Linked DNA regions of Homo sapiens: regions 2, 3 and 4 are each linked to region 1. A link is a loop called in an ENCODE intact Hi-C map of the cell type or tissue named here. Cell type or tissue: Caco-2. All regions are shown on one strand.

Evidence for each region. A loop is a pair of places that touch in the nucleus more often than their neighbours do. Peaks named below come from ENCODE experiments on the same cell type or tissue, not always from the same donor. Only the 100,000 strongest peaks of a DNase experiment are listed, where the experiment ranks them.
Region 2: it touches region 1 in a loop (9-fold over the local background); 2 of 110 quality-filtered maps call a loop at or near these places.
Region 3: a loop joins it to region 1, with 6 times the contacts of the local background. A loop is called at or near these places in 9 of 110 quality-filtered maps.
Region 4: it touches region 1 in a loop (2.6-fold over the local background); 6 of 110 quality-filtered maps call a loop at or near these places.

Annotation. Positions count from the first base shown.
Region 1 is chr16:74,770,621-74,778,620 of GRCh38, forward strand. It overlaps FA2H (fatty acid 2-hydroxylase), which reads right to left and starts at 4,200. Exons shown (of 7, transcript NM_024306.5): 1 at 3,866-4,200. The coding sequence starts at 4,135. RefSeq lists enhancers at 382-461, 1,257-1,546 and silencers at 3,837-3,886, 3,927-4,296, 4,307-4,436, 4,447-4,506. In Caco-2, a CTCF peak has its summit at 4,121; a DNase peak (open chromatin) is centred at 4,221; H3K4me3 peaks cover 1,918 bases.
Region 2 is chr16:74,858,596-74,866,595 of GRCh38, forward strand. No RefSeq gene overlaps it. Among named protein-coding and RNA genes, the nearest start is that of FA2H, 88 kb to the left of the region's middle. RefSeq lists an enhancer at 4,383-4,522 and a silencer at 7,616-7,910. In Caco-2, a CTCF peak has its summit at 4,310 (motif pointing left); a DNase peak (open chromatin) is centred at 4,326.
Region 3 is chr16:74,705,105-74,713,104 of GRCh38, forward strand. FA2H (fatty acid 2-hydroxylase) reads right to left here. Exons shown (of 7, transcript NM_024306.5): 7 at 7,865-8,000. Among named protein-coding and RNA genes, the nearest start is that of MLKL, 8.2 kb to the left of the region's middle. In Caco-2, a CTCF peak has its summit at 4,504 (motif pointing right); a DNase peak (open chromatin) is centred at 4,507.
Region 4 is chr16:74,825,171-74,833,170 of GRCh38, forward strand. No RefSeq gene overlaps it. Among named protein-coding and RNA genes, the nearest start is that of FA2H, 54 kb to the left of the region's middle. In Caco-2, no CTCF peak of the experiment used is centred here; a DNase peak (open chromatin) is centred at 4,681.

The DNA of each region.
Region 1 (8,000 bases):
TTGGCCTCCCAAAGTGCTGGAATTATAAGCATGAGCCACTGTGCCCAGCCTTCCTCTCTCTCAATTTAAAGACAACCCTGTACTAGTTCTTAGGTTAGAACTCTGAAGGCAGAAGCTGGCAGCCCAGTGGAGGGCTGGGCTAGTGTGACCATTGTCAAGTTTGGGCTATGCGTCTGCAGATGCATTGTTTTGAGTTTTGTTCCACATGCTCAGGTTGGGGCCCAGAAGTAAGGATGTCTGCAGCATGGCCCGCCCTCGGGCTCTTAGGCAACAGATGAGCATACAGGTCAGAAGCACATGTGAGACTGGGTCCCTGGGTCCCTCTCTAAGCATCAGACAAGGCAAACCATGGTGCTAGGTGGTTAGCAGAGCTGGGAGGTGGGACCATCCAGGGCAGCTGGCCAGGGGTGGCTGTAAGCATACTCAGGATGGTGTTGCGAGGACGAGCCACACCCTAAGGCTCCTTTCTAGAGGATACAGTGACAACACAGGGCGGGCCCATGAGCCACCGCAAACCTGTCAGTCTCAACCTCTCTTATTTCCTGCACTCAGTTTTTCTTTTCTTTTCTTTTTCCTTTTCTATTTTTTTGTGACAAAATCTTACCTGTCACCCAGACTGGAATGCAGTGGTGCGATCTCAGCTCACTGCAACTTCTGCCTCCTGGGTTCAAACGATTCTCTTACCTCAGCCTCCCGAGCAGCTGGGATTACAGGCATGCACCACCACGCCCAGCTAATTTTTGTATTTTTAGCAGAGATAAGATTTTACCGTGTTGCCCAGGCTGATGTCGAACTCCTGACCTCAAGTGATCAGCCTGCCTCAGCCTCCCAAGCAGCTGGGAGGGCACCACCACACCCAGTGCACAACCACACCCGGCTAATTTTTTGTATTTTTAGTAGGGACAGCGTTTCACCATGTTGGCCAGACTGGTCTCAAACCCCTGACCTCAAGTGATCCACCCGCCTTACCCTCCCAAATTCCTGGGATTACAGGTATGAGCCACCGTGCCTGGCCTCCTGCACTCAGTTTTTCTTATATCTTCTTCTAAACCCTTCAGCATGAGCCGACACCAAACACCAACCTCTCAGATTAAACTGGGCCCTCACCACACAATGCTGAGTCCCAGCATATTGTCTAGAGACTCTCCCGAATTCATCCCCCTTCCCCCCATGGTCACAGCCACTGCAGTGGCAGCCATGCAGCAGCATCCTGCCTGATCTCCTCACACCCACTTAGGCTGTCTCTGTTCCTCCTTGAAACTGCAGCCAGCGTCCTCTTCTAAAGATGCAAATCTGACCATGAACCCTGCCTGAACCTCTTCCCTGGCTTCCTTTTTTTTTTTTTTTTAAGATGGAGTCTTGCTCTATTGCCCAGGCTGAAGTGCAGTGGCGTGATCTTGGCTCACTGCAACCTCCACCTCCCGGGCTCACCTGGCTTCCCATTTTTGTTAGAGTCAAGTCCCAAATCCTGACCACAGCCTACGAAGCCCCGTGTGATGTGGCCCCGGCCGACTTTTGGCCTCCCCCCACATCCCTGTCTTTGCCCATCAGCCTCTGGCCACGTTGGTTTTATTTGCAGTCTTTTACTATGTCAAGCTCTTCCTGCCAGAGCCTTCACACGTGCTGTTCCCTTTGCCCAAAATATTCTTCCTGCTACATGCCACCTGGCTAAGCCCAGCCTATCAATCAGCTCTCAGTGTCAATGTCGCTTTCTCAAGAAGGCTCTCTATGCTCCTCCCCTCTAGATCCGTACTCTGATACACCATTAATTAAGCAACTATCATGTGATCTGTGTGTTCCCTCTCCTTCCCCATTATCCCATTAGCTCCATGAAGACAGGAACCGAATTCGTTTTGTTCATTGATATCTCCCCACACCCAGCACAGTGCTGTCAACCCATTAAGGAACCAGTTCCATGACTGAATAAATGATGGAGAAATTAGGCAGGATGACCCAATGAAAAGCCACCTGAAACAGTGGGTGCTAAGTCCTTTCAACCAAAGATCTAAGAGTAGTTGCTGGGCTCATCTTGAAAGCAAGAGTTAGAAGCAGGGGACAATTGTTGGTTTTCAGGAGTCCCCCTTATCCACGGTTTCACTTTCCATGGTTTCAGTAACCCACGGTCAACCTGGGTCCAAAAACATAATTAAATGGAAAATTCCAGAAATAATTTATAAGTTTTAAATTACTTTTCAATAGTAGCCAATGCCACATCACCACACCTGTCATTCACCTCACTCCAACCCATCATGTAGGCATCTTATTATCTTTTTTTTTTTGAGGTGAGCTCTCACTCTGTTGCTCAGGCTGGAGTGCAGTGGCATGATCATGGCTCACTGCAGCCTCCACCTCTCAGGTGATCCTCCCACCTTAGCCTCCCAAGTAGCTAGAATTATAGCCACATGCCACCACACCCGGCTAATTTTGGTATTTTTTGTAGACACAAGGTCTCCCTATGTTGCCCAGGCTGGTCTTGAACTCCTGGGCTCGAGCGATCCTCTTACCTCGGCCTCCCAAAGTGCTAGGATTACAGATGTCAGCCACTTTGCCTGGCCTCATGTTATCATCTTACATTATCACAAGAAGAGTGAGTACAGTACTATAAGATGTTTTGAGAGAAAGGGACCACATACAAATAGCTCTTATTACAGTATATTGTTGTAACTATTCTATTATTGTTGTTGTTAATCTCTTCCTATTGTTCTTAATTTATAAATTTAACTTTATCATAGATATGCATATATGGGAAAAAACATAGCATATATAGGATTCGGTACTATCTGTGGTTTTAAGGATCCACTGAGGGTCTTGAAATGTATCCCCTTGGACAAGGGGGAACTACTGTATATCTAAGCATGATGGCCCCATACCAGTCCCAGAGCCAGGCCTGGGGAACATCAAGAGAGTCGCTTTGCCTCTGGCCTGAGCCTACCTGGAATCCTGTGGACTAGGTCTGTCTCCTCCACCCGAAGACTTTTGGGATGGAGCCAGCATTGATTTTGGAGTCAGATACATGTGGCTTTCCCACTATTTAGCTATTTGACCTTAGGCGCATTAATCAGAGCCTCCCTGAGCCTCAGATTCCATATCCTGAAATGGGAATAACAAAACCTGCCCCAGGTTGAGTTAAGGACTTAAATACCATCGGGAGCTGGTACTGCACAGAAGCGTGCAGCTCAGCACACAGTCTGGTCCAAAGTGCTGGTCCCTTTTCCTTGGCAAAACTGGCTCATGCCTTTCATTTCACTCTTTTGGAGTCCCAAGCCAGCGTGTAGGACAAGAATATAAGGGAAGGTCTGAGAGGTTGGAGGACACAGTCCACCCCAGACATGGCCCAGGCAAGGCCAGGGCGGCACCAGGAAACCCAAGCTAGTGAGAAGAGTTACTGATCTGTGCCTCTTTGAAGCAGAAGTGAGGTGGGATGGGGAGGTGGGAACAGGTTGAGCCCATTATCCAAACAGAAACGGAGAGTGGTTGCAAAGAGGGAGAGGCCGATAAGTGAAGAGGAAGGAAAGCCGAGGCGTATGGGGGGCTGGGGACAGAAACGGGAATCCAGGTTGTCGGAGGGCAGGGGCTGCAGAAGGAACACGCTGGAAGGAGGGGTGCTGGGGAAATGGGAGAGCTGGCACGGAGGCGGGCCAGGCGGTAAGGGTGGAAAGGAAGAGCAAGTTCCTGGAGAGAGGAAGGAGGGGTTGGAGGGGACGACAGTGACCTGTTGCCTGGAGAGAAGAGAGGGAAAGCGAGGGAAGGGAGGGCAGAAGCTGTCACCTTGGGTCCTGCTAGAGGGCAAGTGAACGGGGCTCGCCCGGGAGTGGAAGGCTGACGGAGGCCTGGGTTGGGGTGGGGGGCCCCGGCCCGGCTGTACCTGCTGCTCCCCGCGGAGCTCTCCCACGTAGTACTGCTCCAGCCAGCGGCGCGCGTTGGCCGAGTGCCTGTGCGGCGGCCCGTCCAGGTCGGCGCTGATGTCCTGGCCCGCCCTGGCCCGCAGCAGCTGCTCGCCCCCCGGGTGGTGCCGCACGAAGCTGGAGAGGTCGTAGAGGCGGGCCCCGCGGCGGACCCAGCACGCGCCGGCCGCCAGGCGCCGCTGGACCTCGGAGGGCGAGAAGGAGGCGGCGGGGGGCGGAGCGGGGGCCATGGCCGGAGACCGCAGCTCCCAGCGCGCAGCCCGGCGTCTGCTCTGCTGCCACCCTGAGCGCCTCTAACATCCCGGGAGCCCCGCGGCCGTTCCGGGCGGGCCGCCACCGCACCTGCTCATTTGCATACCGCGCTCCCATTGGCCGGCCGGGAGCCCCGGCAGAGCCGCGAGGGGCGGGCCCGGCGCCGGGAGCTGCGCGCCAGGTGGCCGCGGACAGGGAGTGCCGCGCCCGCCAGGTGTGTCCCGCGCGGGAGGAGGGTGGGCGGACACAGGCGGAGCGAGTCTCCCCGTCGCGGGTGGTTGTCTGGGCGGACATCCTCGGTGGCCTGATCGCTGCTGGAATAACTTCAACTGCTTCCACGGAGGAGCTGGCCGCATGGGACCCTCTGGCTCCAGGAGGTGCCCGAGAGAGCGAGAGGCGAATGAGGTGCTCGCCTCGGGTGCAAATATTTGTTTGTTTTTAAAATTTCAGTAGCTTTTGGGGTACCAGTGGTTTTTGGTTACATGGAGGAATTGTATAGTGGTAAGTCCTGAGATTTTAGTCCACCTGTCCCCCGAGTAGTGTACATTATACCCAATGTGTAGGGTTTTGTGTGTGTGTGTGTGTTACACCCCCTCCCATTCTCCCTATTGTCCATTATATCACTCTGTATGCCTTTGCGTCCTCATAGCTTAGTTCCTACTTATGAGTGAGAACATACAGTGTTTGGTTTTCCATTCCTGAATCACTTTCACTTAGAATAATGGCCTCCAGCTCCATGCAAGTTGCTGCAAAAGACTTCATTTCGTTCCTTTTTATGGCTGAGTAGTATTCTATCGTGTATATCAACTACATTTTCTTTATCCACTCATTGGTTGATGGTTATTTAAGTTGGTTCCATATCTTTTCGATTGTGAATTGGGCTGCAAAAAACAAACATTCGTGTGCAAGTGTCTTTTTCATATAATGACTCTTTTCCTTTGGGTAGATACCCAGTGGTGGGATTGCTGGACCGAATGGTGAATCTACTTTTTCTCTCCTCCCCTCCCCTCCCCTCCCCTTCCCTTCCTTTCCCTTCCCTTCCCGTGACAAGGTCTCACTCTGTCACCCAGGCTGGAGAGTAGTGGTGCGATCTTGGTTCACTGCAGCCTCGACCTCCCGGGCTCAAGCAATCCTCTTACCTCAGCCTCCCAAGTAGCTGGCACTACAGGCATGCACCACTACGCCTGGCTAATTTTTGTATTTTTTGTAGAGACGAGGTTTCACCATGCTGCCCAGGATGGTCTCAAACTCCTGGGCTCAAGCGATTTGCCTGCCATGGCCTCCCATAGTGCACTTTTTTTTTTTTTTTTTGAGACAGAGTCTCACTCTGTTGCCCAGGCTGAAGTGCAGTGGCACAATCTCAGCTCACTGCTACCTCCGCCTCCCGGGTTCAAGCGATTCTCCTGCCTCAGCCTCCAGAGTAGCTATGACTATAGGCGCGTGCCACCACGCCCGGCTAATTTTTTTGTATTTTTAGTAGAGACGGGGTTTCACCATGTTGGCCAGGTTGGTCTCGAACTCCTGGCCTCTAGTGATCCTCCCGCCGCAGCCTCCCAAAATGCTGGGATTACAGGCGTGAGCCACCGCGCCCAGCCCCAAAGTGTACTTTTAGTTTGTTAAAGAATCTCTGTACTGTTTTCCAAACAAGTTGTACTAATTTACATTCCCACCAGCAGTGCATAGCATAAGCATCCCCCTTTCACTACATACACGCAGACATCTACTGTTTCTTGACTTTTTAATAATGTTCGAGGGCAAAATTTAATGGGGCACCCCAAAACTCAGTCATCACTATATCTAATACCTGAACGTAATATTTAAAAAATTATATTGTTGGCTGGGTGCGGTAACTCACACCTGTAATCCCAGCACTTTGGGAGGCCGAGGTGGGCGAATCACGAGGTCAAGAGATCGAGACCATCTTGGCCAACATAGTGAAACCCCATCTCTACTAAAAATACAAAAATTAGCTGGCTGTGGAGGCACGCATCTGTAGTCCTAGCTACTTGGGAGGCTGAGGCAGGGGAATCGCTTGAATCTGGGAGTTGGAGGTTGCAGTGAGCCGAGAACGCCCCACCACACTCCAGCCTGGCGAGAAAGAGAGACTCTGTCTCAAAAAAAAAATTATTTTGTTGCACAATGTGAATGTTCTTAATGCCACTGAACTGTACACTGAAAATGGTTGGAATGGTAAATTTATATTATGTATATTTTACCGCAATACAAAATATTTAAGAATGTTTTAAAAAATCACATTGTCAAAAGACAGGGGTGAGGGGTGGGGTTGGGGGCGTGGCATTGGCCACCTGTTTTTGTAAATAAAGTTTTATTGGAACCAGGGCCAGGGATTCCTGAGACAGGGATGTGAAAGTGCAGGGTTAGCTCCTGTTTTTATTTAAAATTTTGATATTTTGTCCATCATGGATTTTTTTGCATTAATCTTGAAGTTTTACAATACTGCATTAAAATATTATTTATCTTGGTTACTTTTTTTTGTTTGTTTTTTGGCATGCCTGTAGATTTTGCTCTCAGGGTTAGTGCCTCACTCCCTCACTCTAATCCTGGGCCCTGGGGAAGGACCTGAGGGGAGAACAGAGAACACTGTCTCCATTACAGAAGGGGAAGTAGGGGCCTACAGGAGTAAAGGCTGGGGGTGATGCTGTGTGGAAAGGAGGACTGAATTTGTTCATCACAGTTTTGTTTAGAACAGGAAAAACTTGGTTGGACATGGTGGCTCATGCCTGTAATCCCAACCCTTTGGGAGGCCAAGGCAGGAGGATCGCTTGAGCCCAGGAGTTCAAGACCAGCCTGGGCAACAAAGCAATACCTCGTCTCTACAAAAAAATTTTTTTTTTAAATTGAGGCCAGGCCGGGCGCGGTGGCTCATGCCTGTAGTCCCAGCACTTTGGGAGGCCGAGGTGGGCGGATCACCTGAGGTCGGGAGTTTGAGACCAGCCTGACCAACATGGAGAAACTCTATCTCTACTAAAAATAAAAAATTAGCCAGGCATGGTGGTGCCTGCCTGTAATCTCAGCTACTCAGGAAGGCTGAGGCAGGAGAATCATTTGAACCCGGGAGGCAGAGGTTGCAGTGAGATTGTGCCATTGCACTCCAGCCTGGGCAACAAGAGCGAAACTCTGTCTCAAAAAAAAAAAAAAAAAAAATTGAGGCCAGGTGCGGTGGCTCACACCTGTAATCCTAGCACTTTGGGAGGCCAAGGCAGGCAGATCCCCTGAGGTCAGGAGTTTGAGACCAGCCTGGCGAACATGGTGAAACCCTGTCTCTACTAAAAATACAAGAAAATTAGTCGGGCGCAGTGGCATGCCCCTGTAGTCCCAGCTACTTAGAAGACTGAGGCTGGAGAATCGCTTGAACCCAGGCGTCAGATGTTGCAGTGAGTGGAGATTGCACCACTGCACTCCAGCCTGTGTGACAGAGCGAGGCTCCATCTCAAAAATAATTGGATAAATAAATAATTTAAAAAATTAGCCAGTTGTAGTGATGCAGGCTTATCGTCCCAGCTACTGGGGAGGCTGAGGCCAAAGGATCTCTTGAGTCCAGGAGTTTGAGGCTGCAGTATCCTATGACTGCACCACTGCACTCCAGCCTGGGCAACAGAGTGAGCTCCATCTCTTAAACAGAAAACAAAAAGCAGAAAAGCCACACCCAGCTTTACTTGCTCAGCCACAGGGGATCCCACTTGAACTCATGATTTGTAATCAAATGCTCCTGGTACAGAGGCTAACCCATCCAGCTGGCTTTGTCTCTTTCAGGAAAGATATTTTAAGGATCATCTCCATTTGTGCCCTTCTGGGGCCAGGCATCTGTGCTGGGCCAGTTCA
Region 2 (8,000 bases), 88 kb after region 1:
CCTCCCACCCTCCACCCTCAAATAAGCCCATGTCCGTGGTTCCCCTCTCTCTGTCCATGGAGAACGCAATTCTCTAAGGAAGAGAAAATAGTGCAATATGCTTAACATGCGAAGTGCCTGCCTGGAGAATTCTACTTAATGTGGTTATGAAACAAATCATAACACCTGCTTGCTTCATGTACTTACATTACGTGCCTGAACCCCGTAGGCTTTGGAGTTTGCGACACCTGGAATAGTTCTGCATTTTTATTTTACGGATGAGTAACTGGAGATTGACAGAGGTTCTGTAACTTCTCTCAGTCACACAGCAAAGCTGGAGTGAGAACAAAGGTCTCCAGATTCACAGATGCTATTCCCACTGCTCCAAATTCCTGATCCAGAAAATTCATTCCCGTAAGTTTTGTGCGTACAAAAATGTATCACAAAAGAGCAGGAATCATGTCTAATTAACAAGTGTGCCCCCATAAAGGGTAGCATAATTGCCCGAAACTGAATAGATACTCCTTAAATGGTTGGATGGAAAAGTAGAATCAGGCCTTTTGAAAAATAGTCAGTGATTTAAATATTAATTTATTGAGTACCGTGAAATTTTTGCCAACCCAAAGTTGACCTTTGAATGATAGAACATAATCAGGCAGGTAAAAGGAAAGGTGGTCAGCTTCTTTCATAAGGATCTTAAAATTTTTATTTTATTTTTTGGAGATAGGGTCTCACTCTATTGCCCAGGCAGTTCAGTGGTGTGATCATGGCTCACTGCAACCTTGACCTCCTGGGCTCAAGTGATCCTCCCACCTTAGCCTCCTGAGTAGCTGGGACCACAGGTGTACACCACCATGCCCAGCTGTATTTTTTTTTTTTTCTTAGAGACACGGTCTCCCTATGTTACCCAGGCTGATCTCAAGCTCCAGGGTCAAGCAATCCTCTCACCTCAGCCTTCCAAAGCGCTGGTATCACAGGCATGAGCCACTGTGCCCGGGTTTCATAAGGATCTTTACAGCTCATTGGTGCACCCTCTTAACCAATGCAAGAATTCCCTCTACGACAGCTTTGACAGATGTTCGCAAGAGAACTCTTCCAGTGAGGGGGAGCTCACTACCTCATTACTGGACAATTTTAAGTCTCCTCTAGTGTAATCTAGATACCCTCAACTCCCCCGTCCTGCTGAAGTCATCTTTATCTTTAAGAACTAAGGAAGGTAGATTGTGGGTGGCCTCCTCCAGTGTTCCCCGTATTGAGCAGTCCGTCCAGGCAGCCACTTGCCTGCCACCACTGCGTACAGTTCAGTGTCCATGTTCATCGTCTTCTCTCCGGGGACCCTTCATCCACCATGAACTCCAGTCCTCTTCTGTCACTTCCCCCGCCAAACACCACTGACAAGGTCACTGTGTCTGGCAGATTTTTCTGAAGGGCTAATGGTCGTCGAGGGTAATTATGGCACCAAACAGGAAATAATTTCAAACTTAATGAGAAAATAGCCATTCCCCACCTTGGCAAATTTTTCACTCCGTGAGTCCTGGACTTTCCCCAGCCCTCCTCACGTTTCTTCCTTCCTTCCACAGCTCCCTGGGGAAAGCAAAAACTCTTCCTACCTTACAAGGCAGTAGAATTGGACTTTATTTTTTGTATCTTCCTCCTCTGACTGTAGCCAGAGGCAGCTCACCTTGCACAGCCAAAGAGGCTCATTAAGGTTATTTCCCTAAACAGAAATACTCTCAGGTGAGTTATGTTATAGCCATTATATGTGAAAGTCAGTACTATCGATTGATTCAAGTTATTTTTTTCTGCTACACTTAAACTGAGCTGAAATCTATATCCTTGTAATTTGATTCCATTAATCCTACTTTTGATTTCTGGAACTACAGAATAAATCTAATTTACTTTTAGCCATTAAAAGTCAGCTTTTCAGGCCAGACTTGGTGGTTCATGCCTGCAATTACGGCAGTTTGGGAGGCCAAGGTGGGAGGATTGCTTGAGGCCAGGAGTTTGAGAGCAGCCTGGGCAACAAAGCGAGACCCTCTCTCTACAAAAAAATTTAAAAATTAGCCAGGCATGGTGGCACATGCCTGTAGACCTAGCTACTTGGGAGGATCACTTGAGCCCAGTTTAAGGCTACAGTGAGCTGTGATTGCACCACTGCACTCCAGCCTGGGCAACAAAGTGAGATCCTGTCTCTTAAAAAAAAAAAAAGTCAGTTTTTCATATCTTCTCTATATCTTCCCTTTACCAGGTTAAAATTTTCCAATTTTGCAGTAATTCTTTTTTTTTTTTTTTTTTTTGAGACGGAGTCTTGCTCTGTCGCCCAGGTTGGAGTGCAATGGCGCCATCTTGGCTCACTGCAACTTCCGCCTCACAGGTTCAAGTGATTCTCCTGCCTTAGCCTCCAGAGTAGCTGGGATTACAGGCGCCTGCCACCAAGCCCAGCTAATTTTTGTATGTTTTAGTAGAGATGGAGTTTCTCCACGTTAGCCAGGCTGGTCTCGAACTCCTGACCTCAGGTGATCCACCCGCCTCGGCCTCCCAAAGTGCTGGGATTACAGGCGTGAGCCACCACACCCGGCCAGTAATTCTTCATTGTATATAGTTTTCAAATTTGTTACCACCTTGCCCATCCTTTGAACTCTGTCCCTCTAACAATGTCCTAGAATTGAACGCAATGATTCACCAGTGGGTTAATAAAGTAGAATAAATGGGGCTATTTTTCTCTCTCCATTCAGTGAACTATGAGATTTCATTGACCTTTTTGATCATAAATGCACATTGTTGCTTCATACCAAGCAGTTCGCTAAAACCTCTGGGTCTTTTTCATGGGAACGCCCTCATCCTGCACTTCTACAGTTACTTCCAACCAACTGGAGACTTTGCATCCATCCTTCATAAAACCTTTTTTTTTTTTTTGAGACAGAGTCTCGCTCTGTCGCCCAGGCTGGAGTGCAGTGGTGCAATCTTGGCTCACTGCAACCTCTGCCTCCTGGGTTCAGACGATTCTCCCGCCTGAGCCTCCCGAGTAGCTGAAATTACAGGCATGCATCACCATGCCCAGCAAATTTTTGTATTTTTAGTAGAGACTGGGTTTCACCATGTTGGCCAGGCTGGTCTCGAACTTCTGACCTCAGGTGATCTGCCCACCTCGGCCTCCCAAAGTGCTAGGATTACATGCATGAGCCACCGCACCCACCCCCTTTGTAAAACTTGTCTTTTCAGCCTGGATCTACGACCATCATTTGTTGAGATTTTTTTCATCTGGATTCGATGCAATTATCCAGCACATGAATTACCTATCTTATCTCAGCTCTCTGGCTTTGACCCATCTGAAATAGAAGGATAAACACAGTCTGTGAACTGTCCCCACCATGGTAGCTACACATTCTTGCCGTTAAAGCAACGTGATAGAGCAAAAGAAGTCAGGCTCACCTATAGGAGAGCTGGGTTCCAATCCTAGCTTTGTTGTTCTTCCTGCGAACTGCGGCAAAAGTCTCTGAGCTTTATTCTCACAGAACTGTCAAATGAGCTGTGTCTCTGATGGGGCTGGTTTGAAGGTCAACGGTGAAATACACAGAAAGACATGAACCTGGTTTCAGCTCATTGTTTTTATTTTTTTTATCTTTTATTCCTTACTTCAGTTCCACCTTTGAACTCCAATGCTGGACTCTATGTTGTTGGAGTCCCCCTACCACCTTACTGACCAAGCTCCTGGATTTGATGTGACCACATCCATCTTCCTTATTTATATGTGCACTGTAACTATGTTTCTCATTTTAAAATGTAATTTCAGGCCGGGCACAGTGGCTCACGCCTGTAATCCCAGCACTTTGGGAGGCCGAGGCGGGCAGATCACCTGAGGTCGGGAGTTCAAGACCAGCCTGACCAACATGGAGAAACCCAGTCTCTAGTAAAAATACAAAAAAATTAGCTGAGCATGGTGGTGTGTGCCTGTAATCCCAGCTACTCTGGAGGCTGAGGCAGGAGAATTGCTTGAACCCGGGAGGTGGAGGTTGCGGTGAGCCGAGATTGCGCCATTGCACTCCAGCCTGGGCAACAAGAGTGAAACTCTGGTCAAAAAAAAAAAAAACAAAAAGGTAATTTCATGTTAATGTCAGAGCTCTGATTTCAGCAATAATGTGTAAGACACATTCATGACCAACAAGGTGAGAGGCAGGATTTCAAACGGCTTTTCTGATGTTACGTCTGCTCAATCATTGCATCAACAAATCCAGAATGAATTATAAGTGAGCTGATCTTTCATTTCACAACTAGAGAAGTGAGTGTAGACTAGACTGAATTAACCCTTAACCTTATCTACATTTCAGATGGTGACGCGCTCACCTGCACTAGGTCTCTGCTGCCACCTAGTGTTAATAATTTCTCAGCTTTAAAGATGTCAATGTTCAGGAAGAGACCAATGTTCTAAAAATTACACCTTCAGCTCTAAAAATTACACTCCGAGCTCTTGCAGCCGTCTCTTACGGGATTTCCAACTCTTTCAAAGCTTTTTGTGGGAAAAACAAGAAAGAGCGTATCCTCTATTTATACTGCACAAGCAACCAGAAGCTTGGGCCAGTTAATGCTGAAAGAACTTTCAATCCGGAAGCACCCAAGGGGGAGAGAAAATGCTCTCCCGAATGGCAATTCAGGCCTATGACAGCAAAGAGCTGAGTTCAGTGAGAAAAGAGCTGCTATTTCTATTCCATTGTTTTTTTCATCCTTTATATTTTATCTTGGATTCACGTAGCAAAATAAAGTCAGTAGTTAGAGATTGTGTTGTAATTTATGTTGCTGTCAGAGAAAAAATATTTATGATAGAAGAGGAGCTTGGTCCTCATGTCTTTCTTTGTTTTTTTTTTGAGACAGAGTCCCGCTCTGTCACCCAGGCTGCAGTGCAGTGGCTCAATCTCGGCTCAGTGCAACTTCTGCCTCCCAGGTTCAAGTGATTCTCCTGCCTCAGCCTCCTGAGTACCTGGGATTTCAGGCACGCACCACCATGCTCGGCTAATTTTTTTGTATTTTTAGTAGAGATGGGGTTTTGCCATGTTAGCCAGGCAGTCTCAAACTCCTGACCTCAGGCGATCCACCCACCTCGGCCTCCCAAAGTGCTGGGATTACAGGCGTGAGCCACCGCGCCCGGCTGTGGCTGCGGTTTTCTTACGTTTTCCAGTTAGCCCACTGCGAAGACAGCTTATCCATGGGCCTTCCCATATGCTAATAGGCATTCTCCCTGATGGCATTCTCCCTGACGGCAGCAGTGGGATTTTCTGATATCTGGTTTGGGAAGACATAACCAGTCCCCTGAGATGAGTTGTGTATTTCCAAAGTGATGGCGAACACCATGGTTGTCCGCTATTCCTGAAAGTTCTATTGCTTTTCAACCACAAGTGTAACTGGAAAATAATTACCACTACCATAAGGGAAATATATAAAAAGAACTCAGAACACAAACTAGATGATACGGCTTGGCTCTGTGTCCCCACCCAAATCTCATCTTGAATTGTTAATCCCCATAATCCCCACGTGTGGAGAGTGGGACCTGGTGGGAGGTGAATGGATTGTGGAGGTAGTTTCCCCCACGCTGTTCTCGTGATAGTGAGTTCTCATGAGATCTCATGGTTTTGTGTTTGACAGTTCCTCCTACGCACACACTCTCTCACCTGCCACCACATAAGATGTCCCTGCTTCTCCTTCCACCATGATTGTAAGTTTCCTGAGGCCTCCCCAGCCATGCAGAACTGTGAGTCAATTGAACCTCTTTCCTTTATAAATTACCCAATCTCACGCGGTTCCTTGCAGCAGGGTGAAAACAGACTAATACGCTTTATGCTCATTATTTAACATCAGAAGTCCCTTCTAGTAGTGGCAAACCAGGCCTGAACTCAGTCCCACTGAGTCTACCAGCTAAATATCTGATTCTTTCCCCTTCTCTCCGTTGCTACTCCTTATCAAAAAGAGTTTCACTCACGACTGTTACTCCCTTTACTCAAAGGAAACACAAAAATTTTTACCATGACCCACACAACGAGCTCCTAGTTTCTTTGCTTGTCAGGCAAGGGAGCACACACCATGCATGGCTCTGCCAGAAGACACAGCAGCTGGGGTGTTGGTGTGTGTGTCAGAGGGTGAGTGTGCTAATTAAGGATCAATTCCTGCTCTCTAGGTGGGACGGAATGAGTCTATAAGCCCCTGTGCAATTCGTTAAAACAAGTCCCACTGGCCAGGTGTGTGGCTCACACCTGTAATGCCAGCCCTTTGGGAGGCCCAGCTGGACACTTGAGGTCAGGAGCTCAAGACCAGCCTGGCTAACACAGTGAAACCCCATCTCTACTAAAAACACAAAACAGTAAAACCCCATCTCTACTAAAAATACAAAAATTAGCTGGGCATGGTGGCAGGCACCTGTAATCCCAGCTACTCAGGAGCTGAGGCAGGAGAATCACTTGAACCCGGGAGGCAGAAGCTGCAGTAAGCTCTGATTGCGCCACTGCACTCCAGCCTGGGCGACAGAGTGAGACTCTGTCTCAAAAAAAAAAAAAAAAAAGAAACGGTCTTCAGTTACGTCCAGAGAGGGTCTAGCATAGCTAAGCTGATGTTCAAAATTCAGAGTTGTTCATAGTTGTTTATCAGACCCAACTGTGGTGAATCACAGTATCCAGCTTTTTTTTTTTTTTTTTTTTTTTGAGACAGAGTCTTGCTCTGTTGCCCAGGCTAGAGTGCAGCGGCGCGATCTCGGCTGACTGCAACCTCCGCCTCCCAGTTTCAAGCGATTCTCCTGCCTAAGCCTCCCGAGTAGCTGGGATTACAGGCGCCTGCCACTGTGCCTGGCTAATTTTTGTATTTTTAGTAGAGATAGGGTTTCACCATCTCGGCCAGGCTGGTCTGGAACTCCTGACCTCGTGATCCACCCACCTCGGCCTCCCAAAGTGCTGGGATTACAGGCGTGAGCCACCATGCCTCGCCCACAGTATCCAGCTTTTAAAAAATAATTACACTTTTTATTTTGAGAGAATTGTAGATTCACATACAGTTTTAAGAAATAATACAGACAGCCAGGCACAGTGGCTCACACCTGTAATCCCAGCACTTTGGGAGGCCGAGGCAGGCGGATCACCTGAGGTTGGGAGTTTGAGACTAGCCTGACCAACACGGAGAAACCCCATCTCTACTAAAAATACAAAATTAGCTGGGCATGGCGGCGCATGCCTGTAATCCTAGCTACTGGGGAGGCTGAGGTAGAAGAATCGCTTGAACCCAGGAGGCGGAGGTTGTGGTGAGCCGAGATCTCACCATTGCACTCCAGCCTGGGCAGCAAAAACGAAACTGTCTAAAAAAAAAGAAGGGAAGGGAAGGGAAAGGAAGGGAAGGGAAGGAAAGGGGCGGGGAGGCGAGGGGAGGGGAGGGGAGGGGAGGGGAGGGGAGGGGAGGGGAGGGGAGGGAGAAACGAAGAAAGGAAGCAAGCATGCAGGGAGGGAGGGAGGGAGGGGGTGGGTGGGCAGGCAGGCAGACACTCTGTGTACGCTTTGCCCAGTTTCCCCCAATGGTAACATCTTGCAAGACTACAGTACAGTGTCACATTCAGGATATTGACATTCAGACAATCCACCCATCTTCCTCAGATTTCCCCGGTTTTACTTGCACTCCATTGTGGGTATTTAGTTCTGTGCAATTTATCACGTGTAGGTATGGACTCACCATCACGATCAACATATGAAAAGGTCCCATCCCCACAAGGGTCCTTTGTGCTGCCCTTTTATAGCCACACCTCCCAACCTCCTGCCCCTGCCGACCGCTGACCGCCCAACTCTTCTCCAGCCGTAACCACCCAACGGGTTCATTTGCCTACTGCCCAGACAGAGCCCATTTATCAAGACAGGGGAACTGTAATAGAGAAAGAATTTAATTGGCACAGAGCTGGTTGAACAGCAGACTGAGGTTTTATTACTTAAATCAGTCTCTCCAAAATCTCAGAGCCTAGGGTTTTTCAAGGATAGTTTGGCAGGCCAAGGTGCTGCTGA
Region 3 (8,000 bases), 66 kb before region 1:
CAAGATCAGAAAAGAGAAAATCAATGAAACTGAAAGTTAGTTCTTTGAAAAGATTAATAAAATTGACGAATCCTTAGCTAAACTAAAACAAAAAGAAGATGAAAATAACTTAAATCAGAAATGAAAGTGGGGACCTTACTATCTACCTTACAGAAATAAAAAGGACTATGAGAGAAAACTATGAACAATTGTTTGCCAACCAATTAGGTAACCTAGAGGATATGGACAAATTCCCAGGCACGCAAAATTTACCTAATTCACTCAATGAGAAATAGAAAATCTGAACATACCTACAACAAGTAAAGAAATTGAATTAATAATCAAAACTCCTCCAAACAAGTAAAGTCCAGGCCTAATAGTTTTACAGTAAATTCTACCAAACATTTTTTTCTTTCTTGGAGACTTTTATTTATTGTATTTATTATATTTTTTTATTATATTTTAAGTCCTGGGGTACAGTGCAGAATGTGCAGTTTTGTTACATAGGTATACACGTGCCATGCTGGTTTCCTGCACCCATCAACCCGCCACCTACATTAGGTATTTCTCCTAATGCTATCCCTTCCCTAGCCCCCACCACCTGACAGGCCCTGGTGGGTGATGTTCACTTCCCTGCGTCAATGTGTTCTCATTGTTCAACTCCCACTTATGAGTGAGAACATGCGGTGTTTTCTACCAAACATTTAAAAATAAATTACCACCAATCATTCTCAAACTCTTCCAAAAATAGGAGAGGAGGAAACACTTCCTAACTCATTTTAAGAAACCAGCATTACTCTGATACTAAAGCCAGATAAAGACACAAGAAACGAAAACTACAAGCCAATATACCTTAAGAATCCAGAGGCTAGCTGGGCGCAGTGGCTCATGCCTATAATTCTAGCACTTTGGGAGGCTGAGGCAGTTAGATCACTTGAGCCCAGGAATACGAGACCAGCCTGGCCAACATGGTGAAACCTAGTCTCTACCAAAAATACAAAAAAATAGCCAGGCATGGTGGTGTGCGCCTGTAGTCCCGGCTACTCGGGAGGCTGAGGTGGGAGGATCACTTGAGCCCATGCCACCACACTCCAGCCTGGGCAACAGAGCAAGACCCTGTCTAAAATAATAATAATAATAATAAAAAGCAATACAGAAAGTTACATGGATGTAAAAACCTTAACCAATTTAAAGCTCAGTTTTCCTGAGTAACTGAAACCTAATAAAGACAACATAGGAAATTGTCTTGGTAAAACATAAATTCTTTGTTTTTTTTTTTTAAGGCCAGTTACCAAAAAGATTAAGAAAAATTTCCTGTACTGTGATTGCTTCTCTTTATAGGAAGGCTGTTTAGATAACCTGAAAGTTACACCTGATGAAAAGAGTAATAAAATTTAATCAGACATAAGAAGAATGTGTCCAAGGTTATGAGGGTACACTGTATTATAGAAGAAAGTAGGCCAGGCATGGTGGCTCATGCCTGTAATCCCAGCACTTTGGGAGGCTGAGGCAGGAGGATAACGAGGTCAGGAGATTGAGACCATCCCAGCCAACATGGTGAAATCCCGTCTCTACTAAAATACAAAAAAATTAGCTGGGCATGGTGGTGCACGCCTGTAGTCCCAGCTACTTGGGAGGCTGAGACAGGGGAATCGCTTGAAACCGGAAGGCGGAGGTTGCGGTCAGCCGAGATCACACCGCTGCACTCCAGCCTGGGCGACAGAGCAAGACTCCATCTCAAAAAAAAAAAAAAAAAGGAAGAAAGTAAACAAACAAGAAAACTTGTACCTTGATAAGGGGAATAGGTGATTCTTAGCAACAGGATGGGAAGTTTTCTGGCAAAAATTCAGACACATCAAGAGTAGCCAAGAGTACAGAATCAAGGTATAGTGAAAGAAAGCATTGTTCTTCCAGGCCTTTAAGATAAACATTTCAGTGTCAGGCTATAAGGGCAGAGTTAGACTGGAGAAAAAAAAGTTATAAGAGGTGATGAAAAGGTTGAAGGAAAGAGTCACTATCCCAGGCAAGGTCTTGCTCTATTGCCCAGGCTGGAGTGCCGTGGTGTGATCATAGCTCACTGCAACCTCAAACTCCTGGGCTCAAGTGATGCTCTTGCCTCAGCCTCCGAAGTAGCTAACACTACAGGTGGTGTACCACTACACCTGGCTAATCTTTAAATTTTTTCATAGAGAAAGGGTCTTGCTATGTCGTCCAGGCTGGTCTTGAACTGGCTTCAAGTAGTCCTCCTGGCTCCCATTTCATAATTTTTAAAAACATGTTTTTCCATAATAAAATTTTTGGATGTATTAATAGACCCAATAAATGTAATCTTTTACAAAATGTAAGCATCAAAGAACACACTTGTATTTATATTCAGTAATTTTGTTCATTAAAAAATAATATTTTTCATATGGTTCATAAAAAATAATGTGTTCTTGTATTTCATTAAAAAATACTATTTTTTAATGAAACAAATTGACCCAGACATTTAACGAATATCTATTATTTTGTTTAACCTAACATAACTTCAAAATTTCAAATTACATGAAAAGTTCATTTATAGACATTTATCCTATTACATTTACCTAAGTTATTTATGTTTTTTTTTTCAAGACCTCACTCTGTCATCCAGGTTGAAGCGCATTGCCGCAACCTCGGCTTACTGCAACCTCCGCCTTCCTGGTTCAAGCGATTCTCCCGCCTCAGCCTCCCGAGTAGCTGGGACTACAGGCATGCACCACCATGCCTGGCTACTTTTTATATTTTTAGTAGAGATGGGGTTTCACCATATTGGCCAGGCTGGTCTCGAACTCCTGACCTCGCGATCTGCCCGCCTTGGCCTCCCCAAGTGCTGGGATTACAGGCGTAAGCCACCGTGCCTGGCTAGTCTTTGGAATTTTACCTGCGGGATTTTTTTGAGGCCTGAATTGAAGATACATTTCTCCATAAAACAATTTTAATTGCTTCCTCTGAGAGCCTTGTGGCTCCACCAACCGGGCTATTTTACATCACAATTTTGGCTTGAGGTGTTTCAGATCACCCGGTTTGCACGAATTCAGGCTTCAGACCTCAGTGAGGACTCTCCTTGTGGCTCTGCATCCTCAGCCTTTACCCACTCCACGCAGGAGATTTCACTTGCAGTGCCCTGGGGAGGTGGGTTTCCTCTTGGTTCACTCTTACATTGAGGATATGACCCTTTGGGGTCTGTAGCAAACACATCTGTTCCTCCTCATCATGCCCCCTCTGTCTGCCTCTGGTCTTAGCCTCAATTGCGGTGGAAGGTTCTGTGTGAACTCTGTCTCAGCTTTCATTTCAGCCACAGTTCCAGTGGCTAGCTCCTGCCTAACAAGCTCATACTCAACTTGTACTGATAGAATCCCACTACAAATGCATACCTCTATGTTCCTGCTTTTGTCCAAGGACTTTTGCCAAAGCCAGCATCTGCTTGGCTTGCATGGCTGGGAAGTCCCTAAGTGAGGGTGAATCGATGTCACTGAAGACAGTCCTCACCCATAGGAGTGGAAGCTGGTGATAAATGCTCCAGCCTCCTGTCCTATTGGACAATTCCGATACATTTTCTCTGTGCTTCTCAAGATGCCCTTACAGAATCTGTAGGAGAACCTCACATACTCAACCTTACACTGCTCCTCCAACTTCTCCCTTTCTAGACCTCCCTGGTTCTCGCTCTTTATTTCTGCAATCACCTCCCAAATAGACTGCCTGCATCCATGTGCTTGTTTTAGGTTTTGATTTTTGTTTGTTTGTTTGTTTTTTTGAGACAGAATTTTGTTCTTGCTGCCCAGGCTGGAGTGCAGTGGTGCGATCTCAGCTCACCACAACCTCCGCCTCCTGGGTTCAAGAGATTCTCCTGCCTCAGCCTCCCAAGTAGCTGGGATTACAGGCATCGGCCACCACGCCCGGCTAATTTTGTATTTTTAGTAGAGACGGGGTTTCTCCATGTTGGTCAGGCTGGTCTCAAACTCCCAACCTCAGGAGATCTGCCTGTCTCGGCCTCCCAAAGTGCTAGGATTACAGGCAAGAGCCACCACGCCTGTAATCCCATTTTTAGGGAACCTAAAAGAAGATATAACCCCACTGCTTTTGCCAGAACAAAAATTTTTTTCTTCTTTTAAATTTCTTCCTCTCCGCTATAGGTGTCTGAGATGGGACAGACACTTATGAGATGAGAGTCCTGGAATTTTCCAAATTTTACATTCATCTTGTGGCATTCTTTATAGATAACATTTATTCATTGGAGCCTGGTGTGGTCTTTGGGCAAAACACCTAACTGTAAAGAAAACTCCAGTTGAAATTTTGCAACCATTATGGCTTTTTTGAAAGTTAGAACTATTCATATACATATTTCCAACTTCCTCTCAAAAATGGCAGATGAGTCAAGAATGTAAGTCAACAGAACGGGTAAATTGGGAAAGGCTAGAATTTTGAAATCACAGATACCTGCTTCCAAAACAGTCCCCGCGAGGGCAGTAATAATGGAGTAGGGCTGCATGCTGCCACCAGAGGGCAGCAGAGGCCGGGAACAGGTGGAGAGGCAAGGCCCAGTTATTCTTACCGTCTGAGATCTGATGCAGACAAGACAAGCATTTATTGGGCTCTGTTACAAGTTGGTCATTGTGCTGGGCACAATAAAAAATCACACAAAGTTCAAAGGCAGAGATCAGAGGTCAGAGCCAACGGGGGAGTGGAACAGAGCAGAATTAAGAGGGCTGTTCTTCAGATCAACTAAGGAACTCCCAAAGACAGCATGTCTGGAAATACAAACACAATACCAGAAATAAATATGATGGCTATTTTTTGGTCTGTTCTTGACCATGGAAGCTGGGTCATCCCTGGAGAATCAGGCGAGGCAAATTTGTAGGGCCACTGAGGGTCAGTCAATCTGCAGATTTACTTTATGCTGATCAGAATTTAAATGGCCCTCTTGGCTGGGTGTTGTGGCTCATGCCTGTAATCCCAGCACTATGGGAGGCTGAGCTGGGGGGATTGCTTGAGGCCAGGAGTTCGAGATCAGTCTGAGTAACATAGAGAGACCCTGTCTCTACTTAGAAAAATTAAAAAATTAGCTGGGCACGATGGCACATGCCTGCGGTCCCAGCTGTTTGGGAGGCTGATGTAGGAGGATCTCTTGAGTCTGGGAGGTCAAGACTGCAGTAAGCTATGATCGCGCCACTGCACCCTAGCGTGGGCAACAGAGTGAGAACCTCTCTCTATAAATAAATCAATAGCTACCTCCCTGAGCAAACATAAAACTTTTTTGGTTTAGTGTCTCTCCCACTGCAGGAATAAACACAATCCCACGTCACAGGTCTAGGCTTTTCCCATCAGGCCAGATGTGTTGGCATTTTGATAATATCCTGTGCTTGCTCTAACATCTAATCTTTGACTCTTACACTTGATGGCAAAATCCTCCAGCTCCCCTAGATGCTCACTGAGGTGGGGGCTGCTCCGTGAGCACTAACTGCTTGGGGATTGCAGGCCTCGTGGCCTTCCTGTATTTTGCCCTGCTGTGAAAACGCAGGCAATATGGCCGGGTGCGGTGGCTCACTCCTGTAATCCCAGCACTTTGGGAGGCTGAGGTAGGAGGACTGCCTGAGCACAGGAGTTTGAGACCAGCCTGTGCAACATGGTGAAACTCCATCTCTACTAAAAATACAAAAATTATCAGGTGTGGTGGCGCGCACCTGTAGTCCCAGTTACTTGGGAGGCTGAGGTGGGAGAATGGCGTGAACCCGGGAGGCGGAGGTTGCAGTGAGCCGAGATCGCGCCACTGCACTCCAGCCTGGGCGACAGAGCGAGACTCCGTCTAAAAAAAAAAAAAGAAAGAAAATGCAGGCAATTACTTCTGCACTCTCAAGTCCCTGTGAGGTGGGACTTGCTCTCTCTCCAAAAGGCCTTGTGGATACTCCCAACCCCACTGGACAGTTACAGCGGTGCAATGGGGAGCTCTGGGAGAATCTGTCAGATTTTCACCAATTGGACTTTTCATTAATAGGTGGGCTTGGTTTCGTGTTGTCACTTTTTTTCTAAATCTTCTCATTACCATGCTAGAAACTCACTTTATTTTTTGGCCTTTCTTATTAGTTTTGTTTTACTTCCTTTTTTTTTTTTTTTTTTTTTTTTTTTTTTTGAGACAGGGTCTCACTCTGTTGCCCAGGCTGGAATGCAGTGGTGTGATCACGGCTCACTGCAGCCGCAACCTCCTGGGCTCAAGTGATCCTCCCACCTCAGCCTCCCAAGTAGCTGGGACTACAGGTGTGCACCACCACACTCAGGTAATTTTCTTTATTTTTTGTAGAGATGGGGTCTCACTGTGTTGCCCAGGCTGGTCTCAAATTCCTGACCTAAAGCGATCTGGCTGCCTTGGCCTCCTAAAGTGTTGGGATTATAGGCATAAGCTTCCATGTCCCGTCTGTTTCACTGTTTGTTTGTTTGTTTTGTTTTGTTTTGTTTTGAGATGGAGTCTTGCTCTGTTGCCCAGGCTGGAGTGCAGTGGCACAATCTCAGTTCACTGCAGCCTCCACCTCCCAGGTTCAAGCAATTCTCCTGCCTCAGCCTCCTGAGTAGCTGGGATTACAGGTGCATGCCACCACGCCCCCCAGCTAATTTTTGCATTTTTAGTAGAGATGGGGTTTCACCATGTTGGGCAGGCTGGTCTCGAACTACTGACCTCAAGTGATCCGCCTGCCTCGGCCTCCCAAATGCTAGGATTACAGGTGTGAGCCACTGCGCCCGGCCTGTTTCACTCTTCTTAAAGAAAATTTTCAATTTTTTTTTTTTTTTTGCTAAATCTTGCTCACCTTAGGCTTTTTCTCCTGCTGTGGCCATGTGTGTTTACACTTGCGGAGCTCCTCCTGTGTTCTTCCTCTGCCTCCCTCCCCCTGGGTGTGATGGTCTAGGGTGAGCTGCTCAGCTCCATCAGTAAATGAAGGTTATGAGTTCTGCTGCTTGGACGGGCTGGGTTCCGGTGACAGGCTTCAGGGACTCGAGTGATGGGTGGCTCCGACGGGTCCTACTTATCTTCGGGCTGGGAGCTGCAGGCATAAAGCTGCCCCTATGACTGCCAGAGCAGGGAGACACAGCAGAGTTCTGGGCTCCCTCCGAGGCTCCCCAACATCAGCTTGCTTCCGCTTCCGTGTCCTCAGACAGGTGAGTCCAGGGCCTACCCCCCTGGACCTACTGAACTAGACCCTGAGTGCGAGGCCCTGGAGCTGCACTTCGACAGCTTCCTAGGTGGTTCCGATAGGGCAGCAGAGAAAGACAAGCAACAGTTTCACCGAGACTGAGCTGCTTGAGGTTCTAGTTCCCACTATGGGCATTTGTTGCTGGAGCCTTTCTCCCTCTGTTTTAGGAAAGTCGACTGGAAGCTCAGTTGGGGTTAGATAAACTCCAGAAGAGATCCCTCCCCATTGGCGGATCAAAGTGGTTTGTGGGCACAATGCATCCCAGGTGCAGGCAATAAGAGGAGATGCTGTCTGCAGAGAATTTAGAAACAGAATAAAGCTGAGTGAGAGAATAAGAGTCAGTCAGCTTTCTCCTTTTGTTTTGTTTTCTTTTGTCTTGTTTTCTTTTATTTTTAGAGATGGAGTTTTGCTATTTTGGGCAGGTTCGTCTTGAACATCTGGCCTCAAGCGATCCTCCCACCTTGGCCTCCCAAAATCTTGGGATTACAGGCATGCACCATCGCGCCCAGCTGAGAGTTGGTCAGCTTTTAATCATCACCATGCCCCAGCAATTCTACCCACCCTGGTCAGGGCTAGAATCTCCCTCCCTGGGGACCAATCCTCTGCCCCTCTATCCCTCCCCACACCACTGCCCCTTCCCAACCACGAGGGAGTCTGATGAACAACTCATTTTTGTTGGTTTCTTTTCAGTGTTTTATTTTTCAAAATATACAATTTAAGTTTTTATTTCACAACCGTAGTTTTGTATATTTATTCCAAAATCTTTAAATAGCTCCGCAGCAAACAGTACAAATCACAAGGTCCGTCAAACTGCTTCTC
Region 4 (8,000 bases), 55 kb after region 1:
ATGAGCCACAACACCCGGCCTGGACACAGTTCTAATAAAAAGAGAGATAATAACAAGTGTTGGCAAGGATGTGGGGAAATGGGCGCCTCTTATGCTGCTGATAAAGTATATTGTACCAGAAATTAGGTGGGAGCCACAAAACATAAGCGACTCATAGAAACTTAAATTTTCTTGTAACCACATTTAAAAAGGTAAGAAGAAACAGGTGAAATTAATTTTAATACTATATTTCATTTAACCCAACATACTCCAAATATGATCAAGGCAATATGTAATCAATATAGAAACTACATTTCACTAAACTATAGAAACCTTATTTCACCTGACTTGGAGCTCGCCCTATAGGGTAAGGTAGGGGGAGCCTTTTCCCCAAGTGCATTTGTCGATAACATTTAGAAGCAATTGCTTGATTTCACAGCTGCCTGAGATCATGGTGAGAGATTTGATTTTATTTTTTAATGAAGACTTTTTTTTTTTTTTTTGAGATGGAGTCTCACTGTTGCCCAGGCTGGAGTGCAGTGACATGATCTCAGCTCACTGCAACCTCCACCTCCCGAGTTCAAGCGATTCTCCTGCCTCAGCCTCCCAAGTAGCTGGGATCACAGGCCAAATCCATCATGCCAGGCTAATTTTTGTATTTTTTAGCAGAAACGGGGTTTTGCCATGTTGGTCAGGCTGGTCTCGAACTCCTGACCTCAGGTGATCCACCTGCCTCAGCCTCCCAAAGTGCTGGGATTACAGGCATGAGCCACCGTGCCCGGCCCTAAATGTAGTAAGTCTTTAGAACCCAGTGCATGTTTCCTTTTACGCTTACAGCACATCTCAATCCAGATAAGCCACATTTGTAGTGCTCAGTGGCTACCATATTGAGCAGCACAGACTTAGGGCATCTGCAAAATACAGTCGTTATCATGCTGAGCCCTTTATACCCACATCCTTGTGACACAAACGATTAGAATCAGCCTGCTCTGCCTGCCTCGTGCTTCTGCCACCCTAGGTGATCCGCTAAAGGATTCACTGGAGTATTGTGTTTAATCTTCCCAGCAGTCCTGTAAATAAACACCATTATGATACTCACTTTCCCCATGAAGACACTGAGGATTAGAGATATTAGGAAACTAGCCCCAAGCTGCATAGCCACTGAGTGAGGTAGCCAAGCCAGAAAGCCTTAGGCAGAAACTTTTCCCACAAACCGCCTCCACATGGTTTCCCCAAAGCCCCACATGCACCTTCTAAAGCAGGTTCCTATTACAGGGCATTTTGAAATAGAAGCCTATCTGTACCTTCTTTCAGGGTGAGTTAATAAAGATTTAGCTCTAAATATGCATGCATTTTGGCCAAGTGAATTCTCACCACCACCACATCACTGGCTGCTTAAAATGTTATTAAGAAATCAGGTGTGGGCTTGATTGCATCCATCTATCCACTTTTAGTTCAGAAGTTAAAAGACTGTAATTTACTTTCCTATTGATTTGATTTATGATTTCCAGTTATGCAGGCTGTTGTTTTTCAAGCAGAGATCAGAACAGGAAATGGCTGTTTCGACTTCTATCCATGTTTTGCAATGTGATTTAAATGGTTCTGAATTTTTGGCTTAGATGTGCCAAACTGCATTACCTTCAACCTTCTCCAGTAGCTTGCAGGGTGCTATAGAACTAGCCACAAGCAGCGTCGTTCAGAAGCAGTTTAGGGAAAGCAAGGACCCCAAGTTCTTGTGGCAATTTCTATGCTATCTGGCCATGGGATTCCTAAGATTAGCATGTTTTCTGTTTGCTTTGGGAAGGGGTAGAGAAAGCAAGGAAAAAAGTGATATGATCCTTGTCTGCAGATTCTAAAGGCCTTAAAACTTCTGGTATCATGTAAATTCTGTTGTTTTGCTGGCTCAGTAAGGTTGATTTTTTAAATGTGGCGACCAAACAATGACTTTAAGTAGCAGTTTCTCAAATTTTAGGATTTGGTACAAATCACTTAGATGCTTATAAAAATACAGATTTTTCACTCTAACCCTCTGGAATATTGATTCAGTATATTTGAGGTGGGGCCTAAGAATCTACAGAACTTCCAAAAATTCTGTTCTCCATAGGGCAGTGAGAAAACTGGCAAAAATCATCAGGATCAACTTTTTTTTGGAATTCTAGAAATTAACCAAATGGTTGCAGCAATCCAGGAAGCATTTATTCAAGAAAAATGGCTCTTGGTAAGGACAGCTAGCATTGTGGTGTTTTTACTTGCTCCAGTCTTAACCCCTTCCCTCCAACTCCATGGTAACCTTGAAAACCAACAGCTTGCACTCATGAGGAAATCCAGTGGTCCGGCAGCCACCAGAAGGGGCTGAGGTTGGAGCACCTTTGAAGTCTATTTCCCAGAGAATTCTCATCATTTGACCTATCTAGTTGTTCCCCGGAAAACCACTTGCAAAGCTTTCTTTATTTCACCTGACTTGGAGCTCGCCCCATGTGGTAGGGTAGAGGGGGGCCTTTTCCCCAAGTGCATTTGTCAATAACATTTAGAAGCAATTGTTTGATTTCATGGCTGCCTGAGATCATGGATAACAGCCAGGTCAAACAACAGGCTTAACAAAAAGGCTTAAGAGGAAAAGCCTGGGAATGAGATTTTCAGAGAGCTTTGATAAGCTCTGATATATTCCCAGGAATCTAGAAGGCCAGGCATGTGTAGAGTTGTGTCCATGCTCAAGAATGACATGAGAAATCCCTAGGTTGTCACCTCTGGCTGACTTTGAGGCTCTGCACAAATGGGAAGTGAAGGCTAAGGTGGAGTTGCCAATTGTACACTCCACTGATTATTGAAAGCACACTCCAACATGCACACAAAACCCCTTAACAAAGACTTACTGGTTCCAGTTATTTAAGGAAGTCTCTGTCCAATCACTAGTTAACCACTAAACAAACCACATAGAAGCTTCAGTGGCTAACACAACCAAGGAATACAGACTTTATAAAATTACTTCAGAAATGTCATTAAACAAATTAACAAGAATAGCAGCAACAACAAAATCTGGTGGGAGAGTGAAGAAAGATCTTATTTCCAGAGTTGCCATATTATGTTACTTAAAATATCCAGTTTTCACTTAAAGATGAGACACACAAATAAACAAAAAAGTATAATCCATACACAGGGAAAAATAATCAATAGAAATTGTCCCTGAGGAAGTCCAGATGTTGGACTTACTAAAGATTTCCAATTATTTTCCTTCAACATGTTCAAATAAATGAAGGCATTTACAATGAACTAAAGAAAAGTTTGAGAATAATGTCTCATAAAATAGATACTATCAAAAGATAAAATTATAAAAATAACCAAATATAATTTCTGAAGTGGAAAAGCACAATAACTGAAATGAAAAATTTACTAGAGGAGCTCAACAGCAGATTTGAGTAGCCAGAAGAAAGAATCAGACAACCTGAAGATAGATCAATTGAGACTATCCAGCCTGAGGACAAGCAAGAAAAATGAATGGAAAGAAAAATGAGCAGAGCCTTGGAGACCTGTAGAACACCGTAAGTATCCCAACAAACACATAATAAGACCCAGAAAAAAGGATAGAAAGGAACAAAAAGAATATTTGCAGCCTGGGCAACATGGCAAAACCCCATCTCTAAAAAAAAAATACAAAAATTAGCTGGAGGTGGTAGTGCACACTTGGGGTCCCAGCTACTTGGAAGGCTGAGGTGGGAGGATTGCTTGAGCTCAGGAAGCAAAGGTTGCAGTGAGCCAAGATGGCACCGGCCTTGGTGACAGTAAGACCTTGTCTTAAAAATAATTTTTGAAGAAATAATAGCCGAAAACGCCCCAGTTTAAAATTTACACATCCAAGCCTAACAAACTCCAAGTAGAATAAACAGAAAAAGAACCACACCAAGACACATCATAATCAGATTGTTGAAAGACAAAGCGAGAATCTCAAAAGTAGCAAGAGAAAATTGACTCTTTACATTCACAAGAGCCTTGTAATATCAATAGCTGATTTCTCATTAGGAACCACAGAGGCCAGACAAAAGAAAAAACATTGTCAACTAAGAATTCTATATCTGACAAAACTATCTTTTAAACATGAAGGAGAAATTAAGATGTTCTCAGATAAACAAAACCTCAAAGGATTCATTACTAGCAATCCTGCCCTATAACAAATATTAAGAGAGTCCTTTAGCCTGAAATGAAGACTCTAGACAGTAGTAACTTGAATTCATTTGAAGAAATAAGAGCATTTGTAAAGAAAACTGCTTAAACATAAAAGGCAGTATTAATGTGTTTTTGTTGTAACTCTATCTCTTATCTGAAAAGACAATTGTGTAAAGCAAAATTATAAATCAGTGTTAATGTGCACATAATCTATAAAGATATAATCTGTAAGACAATAATGACACAAAGGAGGAAGGGGAGAATAAAGATTTTGTGTAATACTGACATAAAGATGTATTAATCAGATCTAGATTCCAATAAGATGTTCATTATAATTACCGGGGCAACCAACTCAAAACATATAGAAGTGACAAAAGAATTGAAATGGCACATTAGAATATATCTATTTAACACAAACAAAGGCAGTAATGGAGATGTGTTTGAGTAAGCAGACCAAGGATCTTGGGGAAGAGAACGTGCAGCGTGAGAAGATAAGTAGGAGATTTGCGCAACATTCTAATAAATCAGACCCAGCCTTGTTAGCTAAGGCAGGGAGTTTGGAGTCTGTTCAAAGGGCAAAAGTGCGATGGATTCTGTTGTCTCTATCTCTGTGTCTCTCTCTAATCAAGAGAATGAACAGCAGGCAGAGTCTTGAGTGTATCTCCTGTCTTCTAGAGACCCCCAACTGATGCAAGCATATTTCTTAATGTTATTTTAAAAATTATTTTATTTCATTTTTTGAGACAGGGTCTTGCTCTGTTGCCCAGGCTGGAGTACAATGGCACAATCACAGCTCACTGCAGCCTCAACTTCCTGATCTCGGGTGATCCTCCCACTTCAGCTTTCCAAGTAGCTGGGACTACAGGGACACACCACCATGGCTTGCTAATTTTTTGTAGAGATGGAGTTTTGTCACGTTGCCCAGGCTGGTCTCCAACTCTTGGGCTCAAGCGATCTCCCCGCCTCGGCCTCCCAAAGTGCTGGGATTACAGGTGTGAGCCACCACACCTGGCTAATTTTGATAGAGATGGGGTTTCACCATGTTGCCCATGTTGGTCTTGAACTCCTGGGCTCAAACGATCCTCCCACCTTGGCCTCCCAAAATGTTGGAATTACAGGTGTGAGCCACTGAGCTCGGGTCTGATGCAAATATAAACAAACAGTGTGTAGAACCAAACTAAGAAAGTCCAGCTTGGTTTAGACCATCAAATAATTATTCAAGGAAGAACAACTTCTTTGAATGCATAAGAATAATTTATAATGAGCTACTGTGGTATGTTTTTAGAGAGGTGAACCTTTTGTTTCTGTGTAAGTTTCAATGATTTTCCTGCATTCTTGCTCACACTGTTCGTTTATTGATTTGCATTTTGTGTGAAGTCAAATGTCTACTTGGATTTCCTCTGGATTATCACAGTGCTGAATTAATGAAGCTTAACTTCATAAAATACATCTTGCTGATGGCCTGACCCAGGATTTATCCTTTCTTAATCTCTTGGTGTGAGTCATCAAAGATGGAGCCCCACTAATCCTTGCTCTTCATCCCTGTTGCCAGAAGCAGGCACATGGGGCAGGTTCCTGCAGGCATGTCACCCTGAGTGCTGAATAACTAACGACCTGGACAGGGAGAGGGTTACCATGCTTGAAAAGCAGTTGTGGAAGGACTCACAGTGGAATTCATAGGAAGCTCCCGAGAGAGTTGAAGGCTTACACCTCACACTTCACAGGGGGATATCCCTTTCTTTAATCACACTTCTAAGAATGAAATTTCATTTCCCATGCCCTGAATTTTTTTTTTTTTTTTTTTTGAGACAGGGTGTCACTCTATTGCCCAGGCTGGAGTGCAGTGGTGCAATCATGGCTCACTGTAGCCTTAAATCCCTGGGCTCAAGTGATCCTCCCACCTCAGCCTCCTGAGTAGCTGGGACCACAGGCACACACTACCACACCGGGCTAATTAATGTTTTTTTTGTTTGTTTGTTTGTTTTTGTACAGAAGGAGTTTCGCCACATTGCCCAGGCTGGTCTCAAACTCCTGGGCTCAAGAGATCTGTCTGCCTCGGCCTCCCAAAGTGCTGGGATTACAGCTGTGAGCCACCACTGCCTTGCCTATCAGAGCTTCTTACAAGCACACCTAGCAAGTGAAAAGGAGAAAAATTTAATGGGAAACTTCCTCTCCACCCCACTTTCTACAATTCTAACATATTGATTTTCCTCCTATTTCCCACTTTTAGTCTTTCCTTCTATAAAAGGTATGTTGACCGCTTAAAAGTTTTCATTTATTTGTTCCTTCAACAAACATTTACTAATGCACCACCCCACGCTTTGGGTATGCAAAGATGACTATGTTAGTCATAACTCTTGGCCTCAAGCCGCAGAAAACAACTCTACACAGAAAGGGAATATTCTGGAAGAAGCAGATGGGCGTCAAGGGCTTGGAAAATGATCAGGAAACAGGACTGCGGCAGAGGACTAGGGAACAGGAAGATAACCACTATTTTTCAGCAGAAGCCATTTGGTCAGGATGCTACTACCAATGCCACCACAGGGTACCTCTGCTGGACACCACCATCCCTGTGAATGATGCCCAACTGTTTGTCTTTGTGCCACTTGTTCAAGATTCTGTGCCCCAGGAAGGAGAAAGTGATTGGCCAAGCCAGGACCCATGTCCACGCCCTGGTCACTTGAGACAGGGAAAGGGTGTTTCTTATCCTTTCATACTTCAAAGGTGGGAGGGAAAACATACAGTGGTGGGGGAGCTCAAATTTAGGAAGGGAGGCTGGGCGCGGTGACTCGTGCCTGTAATCCCAGCACTTTGGGAGGCAAGCGGATCGCTTGAGCCCAGGAGTTCAAGACCAGACCAGCCTTAGCAACAGAACGAGAATCTCTACAAAAAAAATCTCTACAAAAAAATACAAAAATTAGCTGAGCGTGGTGGCATGCACCTGCAGCCCCAGCTACTCCAGAGGCTAAGGTAGGAGGATCACTTGGGCCCAGGAAGATGGAGGCTACAGTGAGCCATGATTGTGCCACTGCGTTCCAGCCTCGGTGACAGAGTGAGATCCTGTCTCAAAAAAATATAGATAGATTAGATAGATAGATAGATAGATAGATAGATAGATAGATAGATAGATAGGAAGGGAAGTTTGGAGGCTTGGCAACCAAAAACAACAATGACACATTTCAATAAGCATGGCACTGACCTTGTCCTTGAAAAGTGCCCCATCTTGAAGGAGAGAAAGACAGTAAATAAACCAAACCCAACACAGAATAATAAACGCTGTGCTAGAGACATGATCAAGACAAAGCTCCCCGGAGTCAGATGAGCAGGAGATAAATCTTGGTTCTGTGAGGTGTAAGCTGTGTGAGCTTGAAAAGGCATTTAACCTCTAGTTACCTTCTCACTTGTAAAGAGAAGTTAATAATAGTAATGCCTTCAGAGGCTATAATGAAATGAAGTATGGCAAGCAGACAGCATCATGCCTGATACACTGGATCACCCCAATCAATGTTAGCAATGATGGGTACCTCAGAGAGCTATGGGCATGCTATAGATTTTCGCTGAAAATCTATAGTTTTTTTTGTTTTTGTTTTTTGAGACAGAGTCTTGCTCTGTTGCCCAGGCTGGAGTGCAGTGGCTTGATCTTGGCTCACTGCAACCTCCACGTCCCAGTCCGCATCCTGTGTTCAAGTGATTCTCCCACCTTAGCCTCCTGAGTAGCTGGGATTACAGGTACCCACCACCATGCCCAGCTAATTTTTTTTTTTTCTTTTTTTTTTTTTTTTAAGACAAAGTCTCGCTCTGTTGCCCAGGCTGGAGTGCAGTGGCATGATCTCGGCTCACTGCAACCTCCACCTACCGCG